Linked DNA regions of Homo sapiens: region 1 is linked to region 2. The links are chromatin contacts, found by Hi-C in ENCODE. All regions are on one chromosome and are shown on one strand. Each heading gives the region's core, a stretch centred on a gene start or an enhancer-like site at or near the end of the contact. The rest is flanking DNA. Distances are from core to core; before and after follow the strand shown. Region 1 has its middle 300 kb from the start of CRIM1-DT. Region 2 has its middle 380 kb from the start of CRIM1-DT.

Region 1 (5,287 bases), core at 1,929-4,428, 86 kb after region 2:
AAGGAAATAAGGAAGTAAAGAAAGAAGGGAGGGAAGAAGGTAAAGAAAGAAGGGAGGGAAGAGACTAAAGAAAGGAAGAAGGGAGGGAGGAAGGGAAAGAAGAAAGAAAGAAAGAAAGAGACAGAAAGAAAGAAAGAAAAGAAAGAAAGAAGAAAGAGAGAGAGAGAAAGAAAAGAAAGAAAGAAGAAAGAGAGAAAGAGAAAGGAAGAAAGAAAGAATCATAGAAACAAAGAAAAAGAAAGAAAGGAAAGAAAGAAAGAAACATAGAAACAAAGAAAGAAAGAAGAGAGGAGGGAGGGAGAGAGGGAGAGAGGGAGGGAGGGAGGAAAGGAAGGAAGGAAGGAAGAAGGAAGGAAGGAAGAAGGAAGGAAGGAAGGAAGGAAGTCAGTCTCCAAAATCTCTCTCTCTATATATGTGTGTGTGTGTGTGTGTGTGTCTGTGTGTGTGTGTGTGTGATTCCAGAAATTACGAAGGTGAGGTATATATGCAAAGAGTATGCATTGATGGGGGATGGAGTTTCAGGGAAATATTAGGTTTCTTTTTTGGTATTTCCTATGCACCCCAAGTAGATGGTGGCCCATTTTACTTAACCTTGCTGTGACTCTGGGACAAGACTTTTCCCTAACACAATTGGATTATTCTTTCACCATTTGCTAGCTATTTCTTTAGGAGATATCTGAGGCACACTTAGCTCAGTCGCTTAGCTTTTTCAGCAACTGGGATATAGAAAACAGGATTCTGATCTTGCCGTCAGAAGACCTGAATTATTTCTATTACCAGCTATGTGACCTTGGTGAGTTACTTAAATCCTTCTGAGTCTCAAAACTAGTTCCCGTAAAATTCTTAAAATAAGACCTAACTCATAGGTTGTATGTGCCATACCAGCTGTGAAATTGGAGGTCATGAGGTATACAGTCTAAAGCAAAGAGGACAAATTAATTTCAACTCAAGGAACACATCTAGTTAAATTACAATAACTACCTGTAAAGCTTAGAAGGAATGTGGGCCATGGCCAAGCTCAGGAGTGGGAATATGAGTGACACATAAGTGCCATCCCTGATATCAGGTATTATTTATTATTTAACTTTCAAAGGACTATCTCAGGTGTCATCTCATTCCTTCATGATTGATCGAACCTAATCAGTCTGCTCCCTTAATATAATAGAGAAGTCAGATCTGTAAGTTTACTCACTCAATGAGAAGCTGTTTAAATAAAAATATCAATAAGTGTAAACAGTACTATGTTTTACCATCTTTTTTTATTCTTCAAAATCAGATAGTCTATGGAAAAAAAAAAAACACCAGTCAAAGACATCTAGCAAAACTCTTCTTAAGATGAAAAAAGTTTTTAATACTTCAATCTGTGGTTTTTGTTCTTTATGGGCAGAGGGCAACATCTGACATTGTTTTCCTTTTTAACAGTCAATGTGACTATTTGACTCAAAGAGAGGATTCAAGTGCAGTAGAATAAAGCTGCTAGAGAAATAAAGCAGGAAGTTTCAAATTAAAGAAGAATGGAGTGGAGATTGTGAGGAAATGCAGATCAAAGTGACAGGGTTGAGGGGAGAAGAAGGGACAAAAGAAATGGCAGATAAGAGCAGAAAGACCAAAGCCAGGGTAAAGTGCAGTGAAAAGGAAAGAAGTCAGAAGGAAATATGTTTTCATTTATACTACTCCGGAAGGGTATTTTAAAAGGAATATGATGTCACTTCCGTGTCGGTATAGCAAAGATATTTCATAATACATAATTGTATTCCTTTTTGTCCATCAGGACCAAATTATTGCTTTCTCTAGAATTAATTTTTCTACTTTTTAGCAGAGCTTCAGAGAAATACTAAAATGATTTCATTTTTAAGAACTCATGTTTACTTATGGCACCCTTAAGAACATTCCCAAGATAAATATAAACAAATCTAATCTTACTCTCACAATGTGCTTCCCATGAAGTTTAGTCACTGAAATAGATGTACCACACAAAGGAGAATCAGTGCCAAACCTAATCTCACACTTTTAAGAATCATAAATCTTTACTTTTTAAATGAACATTCAAGCAACAATGATGTCCCTGTTACAGAAGTAATGTTACTTTAAAATGTTGCATTCCTTGACAAGTTTGCAAGTATGAACATAACACTTGTGGATCTTACTAGTGACAAAAAAAGGAATTTGCAGTTACTTTTAGTTTTAGTTTTATTTGCATTTGAACATTACAATAGATTGGAATTTTGGAATTTGTCTAGACTACAAAATTTTGCTCAGGAAAGTATAGATATGTTTCCCTTGCCCCGAAGAATGAATTTCTACTGTACTCTGTGATTGCATCTCGCAAATGAATCTTTATAGAGGAAGACTCTCTGCATATGCCTATGTCTCACACAGTCAGCTCAGCATATGTGACCATCTCAGTCCTCAGCCTGCCTCCCAGGTAGTTCCCTAAAAGTGTCCCACAGGCAACTCTGGCCTCAACTAGTAACAGATTTTGCTAGATTGTTTCACTTCCCAGGGGTGTGATTCAACATGATACATGATCTGACTCATGTAATAGGTCTACAAATTTTTTATTAAAATGTGACTTATGAAACAGTGCAAACATTCAGTATAGATCAAAGGCTTAGCAAACTATATATTCATTAGCTGGAATATTATACAGCCATCACAGATTATATTTAAACACATTTTTAAAGATAAAATAACAATTTTTAAAAATCAGTATTCAAAATTGTATATATGCTATAATTGTATATATATAGTGGGAAAAATAAAATTAAGCTTGTATAAAAATAAAACTAAGCATGTGTAAAAAGAAATATACGGTAACTGTGACTAGGTAGCTGGACTGTAGTGATTTTTTTATCTATATTTCTATTTATTTTCAGCATTTGCTTAAATGAGATTATGCTGCTTTAATAATGAATATGCTTGTATTTTAAAGTATTTGACAAAAAGGCCGATTTTGTTTTTGTTTTTCCTCTTAAATTTATTTTTTACTTTTTTTTTTTTTTTCTAATGAGGGAGGATCAAGGCAAAGCATAGCAAGGGTCAAAAACAGGAAGATTCAAGTTGGGGACCTAGGATCAGATATGGAAGCTGCCATAAAGAGATAAGAAAGCAAGTAAGCAAGTAAGCACAGCTGCAGGTTTATTGCTATAGGTCAAAGTTACAAACTGAGATCAGCCCACCAAGAGATAGAAAGAGGAACAGAAACTTAGCTCTAAGACCAGAAAAGGAGGAAAGGAAGAGGAGGCAACACCCTAGTATATCATGGGACATCTCATATGTAACTCATTGAGTCTTCATATTTTCTTTCTTTCTTCATACTTCTTTCATGAACTTTGGAGAGAGCTAAGAACCAGACAGGACTTTAAACTTTGGAGAGAACTAAGAACCAGCCAAAGCTTATGGCCCTTTAATCATTCAGTATAAATTCCTCCAGGGCCAAGCACCATCTCTGGCACTGGGGAAGCAACAACGAACAAAAAAGGATAGCCCCACACTCCTGGGGTTGATAGTCTTGATGGGGAGAGTTGACAAAAATATAGAAAAATTAATCAGTTAGATAACTAGCTAGTGTCAGGAACGAATAAGGGCATAAAGACAATAAGATAGGATCACATGACCAGGAAGTGTACTTCCCACAGTCAGGGCAGAACTTTTTAAAGAGGTAACACCCGAATTGAAGCATGATGATACAAAAACCAGTAAAGACCTGAGGGAAGGATGTTACAGCTTTAGAGGACAATCTCACATCAAGCCAGCTCCTGCAGAACACAAGAACCTCAGTGAGAGGAGATAAACCAAGGCGGGGAGTCTGTTAAAGAAGACAAGGAGGACACTTGCTCTCATCTCAACTCTGGGTGAAAGAAATTGGGAGGTAGAAAAGTTTCCCTGAAAATTTATGTTTACAAACTGGAACTCACTTGGGTTATAGCCAGAATATACACTACTAGTATAGTGGGGAGGATATAAAGCTTAGAAGTTAGTTTGAACTTAGTGTTTACTTTTCATAAACAAAAGAAAATTAACTTTAGAGGAAAGCAACTTAAAACTGGTCCTCAAAAAAACTCCTACAGGTTATGTTCCATAAAACATGTGTTCACAGAAAACAAAAACAACAGACTCAGAAAGACTGCCAATATTAGGATTATCAAATGGGTAGCCTAAATAATTATCCTTAATGCAGTTATAAAAACTAAAGTATCTGTCTCAAGTATAATAGAAACAGTAGACTGAAAATAATGAAACATACTTGGGAAAGAATTAAATAAAGCTTCTAGAAAAAAATCAAACAAATATTTTAAAAACTGAAATTACAAAATCAACAAATGGATTAAAGAGCAGATTAGGCACAAATGGGAAAACACATATAAAACTACTTTTTAGAGTAAATATAAAGTACTCAACAAAATTAGGGATTAATAGAATTATGCATGCAAAGCTGGCTATCCCAGATTACTACCAAATAGAATGTTAGAGAAGAGAGTATTTCTAGAGGTTAGCTTATCAAGCATCCTCTCAGAACAAAAATTCCCCCCTGGAGGCTCCTTTTATTCAGAGTGTGAGCTCCAAGACAGAAGGGACCAGTGTGACTTATTCACCAGCAGATCTCCAGCATTGGAAATAGTTGTTGGTTAAGTGCTCAATACACATTTGTTAACCGAATGAGTGAATAAATGAATAATGACATATTTAATAATAGTTGGTAGAAAGCCTACAATGATATTTGGAAACTTTAGTCTAATTCTGGGAATACACATCTCTAAAACATCTGGTTTAAAAAAATGAAAGATTCAGCCCACTAGAAAATAATTTTTGTGCCAAATGCCAAGAGATTGACATATAGAGATTTGAGTTTCTGTATATCACTGAATGGTTTGACAGTGGTTCTCTCTTCTTATGCCCTTATTTAGTTGTTGTGCTGACAAAATTCAAGCAATACTCCACCTCCGCAATCTGTTTCATCTCCCACACTCCCTGCACATTTTGAGATACTGAATCTAAAATTTGTAAATGCTAGTGAATGAGGCTCTGATGCAGTCTTCAGAATTGGAAAACTCTTTATCAATCCTAGCAGATTAGCCCAAGCTTATCTTTAATGCAGCATATCAGTTGAGGAGGTGGCAGGGAAAATAATAAGTAAATAGTTTTCACTGCTAAATCACTTTCAGTTCATGCCACATTGTATATTACATGCCTACTCTCTTCTGTCCACAATTAGATTTTTCTGGTGCTCAGGTGGATGTGATTCCATCAGTACAAATTAGCTGAAAACCCAGCCATTTCATCTACA
Region 2 (5,138 bases), core at 351-2,850:
GAAGTCTTTGGTATGGAAATTTTAAAACTTAAAAGATAATTTCAAATAGGTTTTCAAAGAGCTCTTTTCAATACACTCTGAAACACAGCCCATGAGAGTTTCCATTGCTCAACATACTTATCAATATTTAGTTCTATCCAACTTATAAATTTTAGCCACTATGGTGGATGAAAATCTTATTTTATTGTACTTAATCTGCCTTTCCCTGACTACTAAGGAGGCTAAGCATATTTTCATATGTTTGTGGGTCATGCATATTTCCCCTAGCAAAAAGTATCTATATATACTTATTGCCCATTTTTCTACAATGTTGCCTTTTTAAATTTATAGGCATTCTTTATATAGTATGGGTATTAATAATATCTTGGTTATGATGTTTATCAAATAGCTTGGCTTATCTCTTTCTCTCAATGGTCACTTTTGAAGACCAGAAGTTTTTCATTTGAATATAAGCAAATTTCTCAGTCTTTTCCTTATCATAAGAGCTCTTTGTGTCTTGTATAAAAATTCCTCTATACTGCAAGGATGTGCCTTTATTCTCCCTTGTTCTTTTCTGAAGTTTTACAATTTTACTTCTGTTATTTGTTATTGTTCCAATTGAATTTGATGTTTGTGTATGTTATGAAGTAGAGATTCATATTCACCTTTCCATTCAACAGTATTCCCAGTATCATTTATTGAGGAGTCCCTTTTTTACTCTCTGTTCAGCCACACCAGTTCCTTTAATTATCATACTTTCATATTTGAGCATGAATCCATTTTTAAGCCCACTATTCCAGTCCATTGTTACATGTGAACTGGCGGATCTCCTTTTTAGGTTGCTGCTATAAATATAGTCCCACTCCCTACATTTTCTGGTCTCTGTGGCTTTTTAGACTTTCTGGCTTTAACTCTCAGTTTCATATTCACAAAAAGAGGATCCAATGGACCCAAATTAATCAGATGTCTACTCCAAGTCCCATTAGATATAACATGGGATCAGAGTCTCCACATAGCACATATATGGCCACTAGGGGCCCACCTCTACCTCCAGACAAGATGAAGCCTTTTGTTCCCAGGAATGGTAGAAGCATCATACTGTAACCATTCACAATCTCAGAAAAGTTTGACCAAATTCTTTTCAGAAGCTTCTCAGCAAAGAGCCCCCAAAATAATTCTGAAAATAAAATATACTTATTAACAAGACAAGGATTTATTCGAATGATAATTGATAATACTCCAGAGGGTGCTATGGAAGGAGCATGTGTATGTTGATGGCAGGAACTTAAGTTCATACAACTTTTCCAGAGAGCAAATAGGCAGTATCTATCAAACACTTTAAAAAGGTGTAGACCTTGTGATTGAATAATTCTAAGACATTATCTTATGAGAATAATCATAAGTTTATGAAAAGATGTCTTAGGGCAGTTTTCCCAGAAGCAGACCCCAGGCAGGGATTTATTGCCAGTGATTTATCAAGGAAATGCTCCCATGGGAAAGTGGTAAACAAGTGAAGGAAGTAGAAGGAGAAAAAGAGAGGAAGCCAAGTAAGGGTGCGATTTCAGGGAACGTTCCAGGCAAGCGTCAGCTGATTCTTCAGGGAAACTCAGGAGTTGAAGTCATGCCTTGGTGTTGTCCCATCAGAGACAAAGTTCCTGTGCAGTCATAGCTGGACACCTGCCAGTCATTGTTTAAGCACTGAATTTCCAAGGCACTTAATGACGTTGTTACAACAGGTGTTTTATTCACAGAGTTAATTATAATAGCAAAAAGAAACCAAAACAAAACTGAAATGATGTAATTAACCATAAAAAATAATAAAAATATCATCATTAAACATCTAAAACTTAATATTTAATAATATTTAATATTTAATAAAATGGCAAAATGATCATGACCATGCGTTTTAAATAGCAAAATATAAAATTATGCACACAGTAAGAGCTAAATTATATTGTAGGGAGGGAGGGATCCCACATTAACATGTATGAATATAAATAGGTAAGTTGCATCAGGCTTGATGCCGAATCCCTTGTGGACACATTTAGATGCCTCAGAATTGGCCAAATGAAGTTTTCTGTAACCTCACAATATGTGGCTAAAATTTAGATGAAGCATGAAAAATTTCAGCAAACAAGACTTTAAAATATATACATATAAGAAATAGAAATTTTAAATGGAAATGACTTTTTCAACCTTAACTATAGGATTGGCACTTTCACATTACTGTGTAATCCATTTAACATCCCTGGGCAACAAAGAACTTTATCATCCATGGTTTACACCTGTTTCAAGCAGCATTTTTCTGATCTCTTTTAAAAAATGAATTCTAGATTATACCAGATTATTTAATTTTATATATATATATATATATATACACACACACACACACACACACACACACACACATGACCCCATCACATTCTTTACATTAGGGTTTATTTTACTATAGTAACAGTCCTCACAGTAAAGCAGAATCTGAAAATGCATGTAGAACTGTAAATTAAATGTTAAATATCTCATTTTATTTTATTGCCTCTAACAAAAATGAATCATTTATTTTAAAGTTATTTAAAGGTTATTCTAGAGATATATAGCAAGAGCATTATCCTAACTATGGGTAAGAAATTTGCTTTGAAAGATAATTTATTTATTTTAAAAATTATTTATTTTTTATTGCTTATCAGCTTAAGGAGATTTTGGGCTGAGACGATGGGGTTTTCTAAATTATACAATCTTGTCATCTGGAAACAGACAATTTGACTTCCTGTCTTCCTATTTGAATACTCTTTTTTTTCCACACATTATTCCTCACTTTTGAAATCAACTGTATTCTTCTTTCATGTTTTCAGACACTATTTATTTTCCAAGACCCAACTCCAATCCCACCTCTGGTGATATTTCTTCAAATATGTTAGTTTGGATTTCTTCTCATCTCTTCACTTACAGGCACTGCTACACAGTTTACTTCCTGAATGGTCTTGGTTTAATATATACCTTACATCTTGTTTTGCTCCCAGCTAGACGGTAAAATTAGAGAGGGTAAATACTCTAGATTCTATTCTTGTCTATACAGCAACCATTACAGTTAAGGGATTATAGTAGGTTTGAATATATATATATATGTGTGTGTGTGTGTGTGTGTGTGTGTGTGTGTGTGTGTGTGTGTATACACATACATACATACATATGTATGCATTGGCTAGTAATACTTTGTCTCTATTCTATAGAAAACAATTTACTGTCTAGTTGGATAAACAGCCAATGAAATTAATGATTGCAATATGCTAGATAGATAATTTTAGCATGAAGAACAGCCATTATCACAGAGAAAATGTAGAACCACCAAAGGATTTTGCCCATAGAGCGACATGATTAAGTTGCATTTTTTTAAAGTCACTGTCAGCATGATGGCTGGAGATGGGGAAGCTACAGTGATAAGCCAGGCACTTGTCTAATGGCAGTGGCACTGTAGAGAGACAAAGAGATTAGATAAATACTTAGGAGGTATAATTAATAGGCACAGCTGTGGAACATATAGGGAGGTTTAAATGGCAGTTTTCAGGCTTGAACAGTGGAGTGAACAGACATATTATTTAAGAGAAAAGAAGAACAGATATGGGAAGATGATGGCTTCATGTTTGATCATGTTGAGACTGCGGTATTGAATAGCCAAGTAGAGATGTTCAGGAAAATATGCTAAGATGAATGTCACAAGAAAAATGTTTGATGGAGTTGAAGATTTAGAAATCACTTGCATATAGATATTAATTATAATTTAAAACCATGGAAGTAGATGGGCTCTACCCAAAAAAAGAGGACATGATAAAAAGAGAAAAGGACCTAAAACCCCAAGAAGTACCAACATTTAAAAGTTAAATAGAATAGGAGCTCTCAAAGTAGACTGAAATGAGAGACCAGAGAAACAGAAGGAAAATCAGGGGAGTGAGATCTTTGGAAGACAAGAGAAGAGAGCGCTTAAAGGAGCAGTTAGTAGCTTATAATGTTAAATGTTCCCAAATGACCAAACAAGAAAAGGACTGAAATGTGGGCATTTAATTTATAGATAAAGGTCATTCTTGACCCAAATGATTGTGGTGATGTAGCAAAGGCAGGGCCAAATGAGAGTAGGAGAAGTGAATGGAAGGTAAGAGAGTAAATACATCAAGTAGAGAGAACTCCTTCAATTGTCTATTCTTTTGTCTATTCTATTTACACTGTGGAGTATATTACAGAGTTAGTTGGTTTTCTAAGTCAGTATAAGGCCCAATCAAGGTTAAAGTTTATGCAGATTAACTGTTATTTTTAACAACAATCTATTAATCTATTAAGAAGTCCTTAAAATAGATTACAAGGACTTCTTTGATTTGTCTCTTATGTGGCTGAATTCCTTGATCTTTGAGGCCACTCCCCAGCATCTCATCATGTTTACGTCCTGTTACCCGAAAGTACCAGAGTGTTTCAGGCTTCCCATTTTTATACACAATGCTTTTCTCTGCATGCATTGCATTTCACGTCATACTTTCTCCACCTGACAAACTCCTCCACATCCTTTTATGATTCATTCAGCTCCCCTTCTCTTCAAAGCCTCCCATGATATTTTTCTCCTTCGATGTAAGAGAGATGCCTCTAATACCAACACCGTGCTTTGTATCTGTCTCTTTTATGGCAACTGTATAGTCCAAATCCACACACTTTGAGTATTTCCTTAAAGGACTTTGCCACATTTTCTTTGAATAGAGACAAATTCCTCAGAAAATCATAGTTAGCAATGCCTATTTTATTATAATCCACTGAGATCTTATATTTTCCACAGCAAGGAGAGGTATTTTATGTTACAATACCTAAAAATAATTTTTGGTTGTTTCTAATATTAAGCAGAGATGACGTGTATGAATACCATCAATATCTGAAATGAACTGTAGCACACACTTCCATAATGGAAATAGTTCTTAAGGTCAATTTAACCATTTACTGAATTTTCCCATGTCTCACAAATGTTATCAGCTTTAGGAAGTAATGAGTGTGTCACTCCCAGATGAAGTTTAGAAGTATTAGGAGCCACCATGTTGGAAATGAATATGAGGGGAAAAAAAGCTCTATAGGAAATAAGGATTTGGGAGAAAGTAAAGAATGATCTTTCTGTCCCTCAAGGAAGA

The links. Hi-C counts contacts between places; a loop is a spot of excess contacts on that map. Pooled maps may share reads with other maps.
Region 1: a loop to region 2 is called in a map of endothelial cell of umbilical vein, with 4 times the contacts of the local background. The contact joins two enhancer-like sites. A Hi-C loop is called at or near these places in 1 of 168 maps with a recorded cell type or tissue (endothelial cell of umbilical vein), 13 of 37 single-sample maps with no recorded cell type and 5 of 50 pooled maps.

What each region holds. Positions count from the first base shown.
Region 1 is chr2:36,056,698-36,061,984 of GRCh38, forward strand. No RefSeq gene overlaps it. Among named protein-coding and RNA genes, the nearest start is that of CRIM1-DT, 300 kb to the right of the region's middle. RefSeq lists an enhancer at 3,079-3,128. Within about 2 kb of position 3,179, at least 3 of the 41 ENCODE cell types and tissues checked have a DNase peak (open chromatin) inside an H3K27ac peak, as active enhancers do; they include endothelial cell of umbilical vein, where a contact is called at or near this core.
Region 2 is chr2:35,972,316-35,977,453 of GRCh38, forward strand. No RefSeq gene overlaps it. Among named protein-coding and RNA genes, the nearest start is that of CRIM1-DT, 380 kb to the right of the region's middle. Within about 2 kb of position 1,601, at least 3 of the 41 ENCODE cell types and tissues checked have a DNase peak (open chromatin) inside an H3K27ac peak, as active enhancers do; they include endothelial cell of umbilical vein, where a contact is called at or near this core.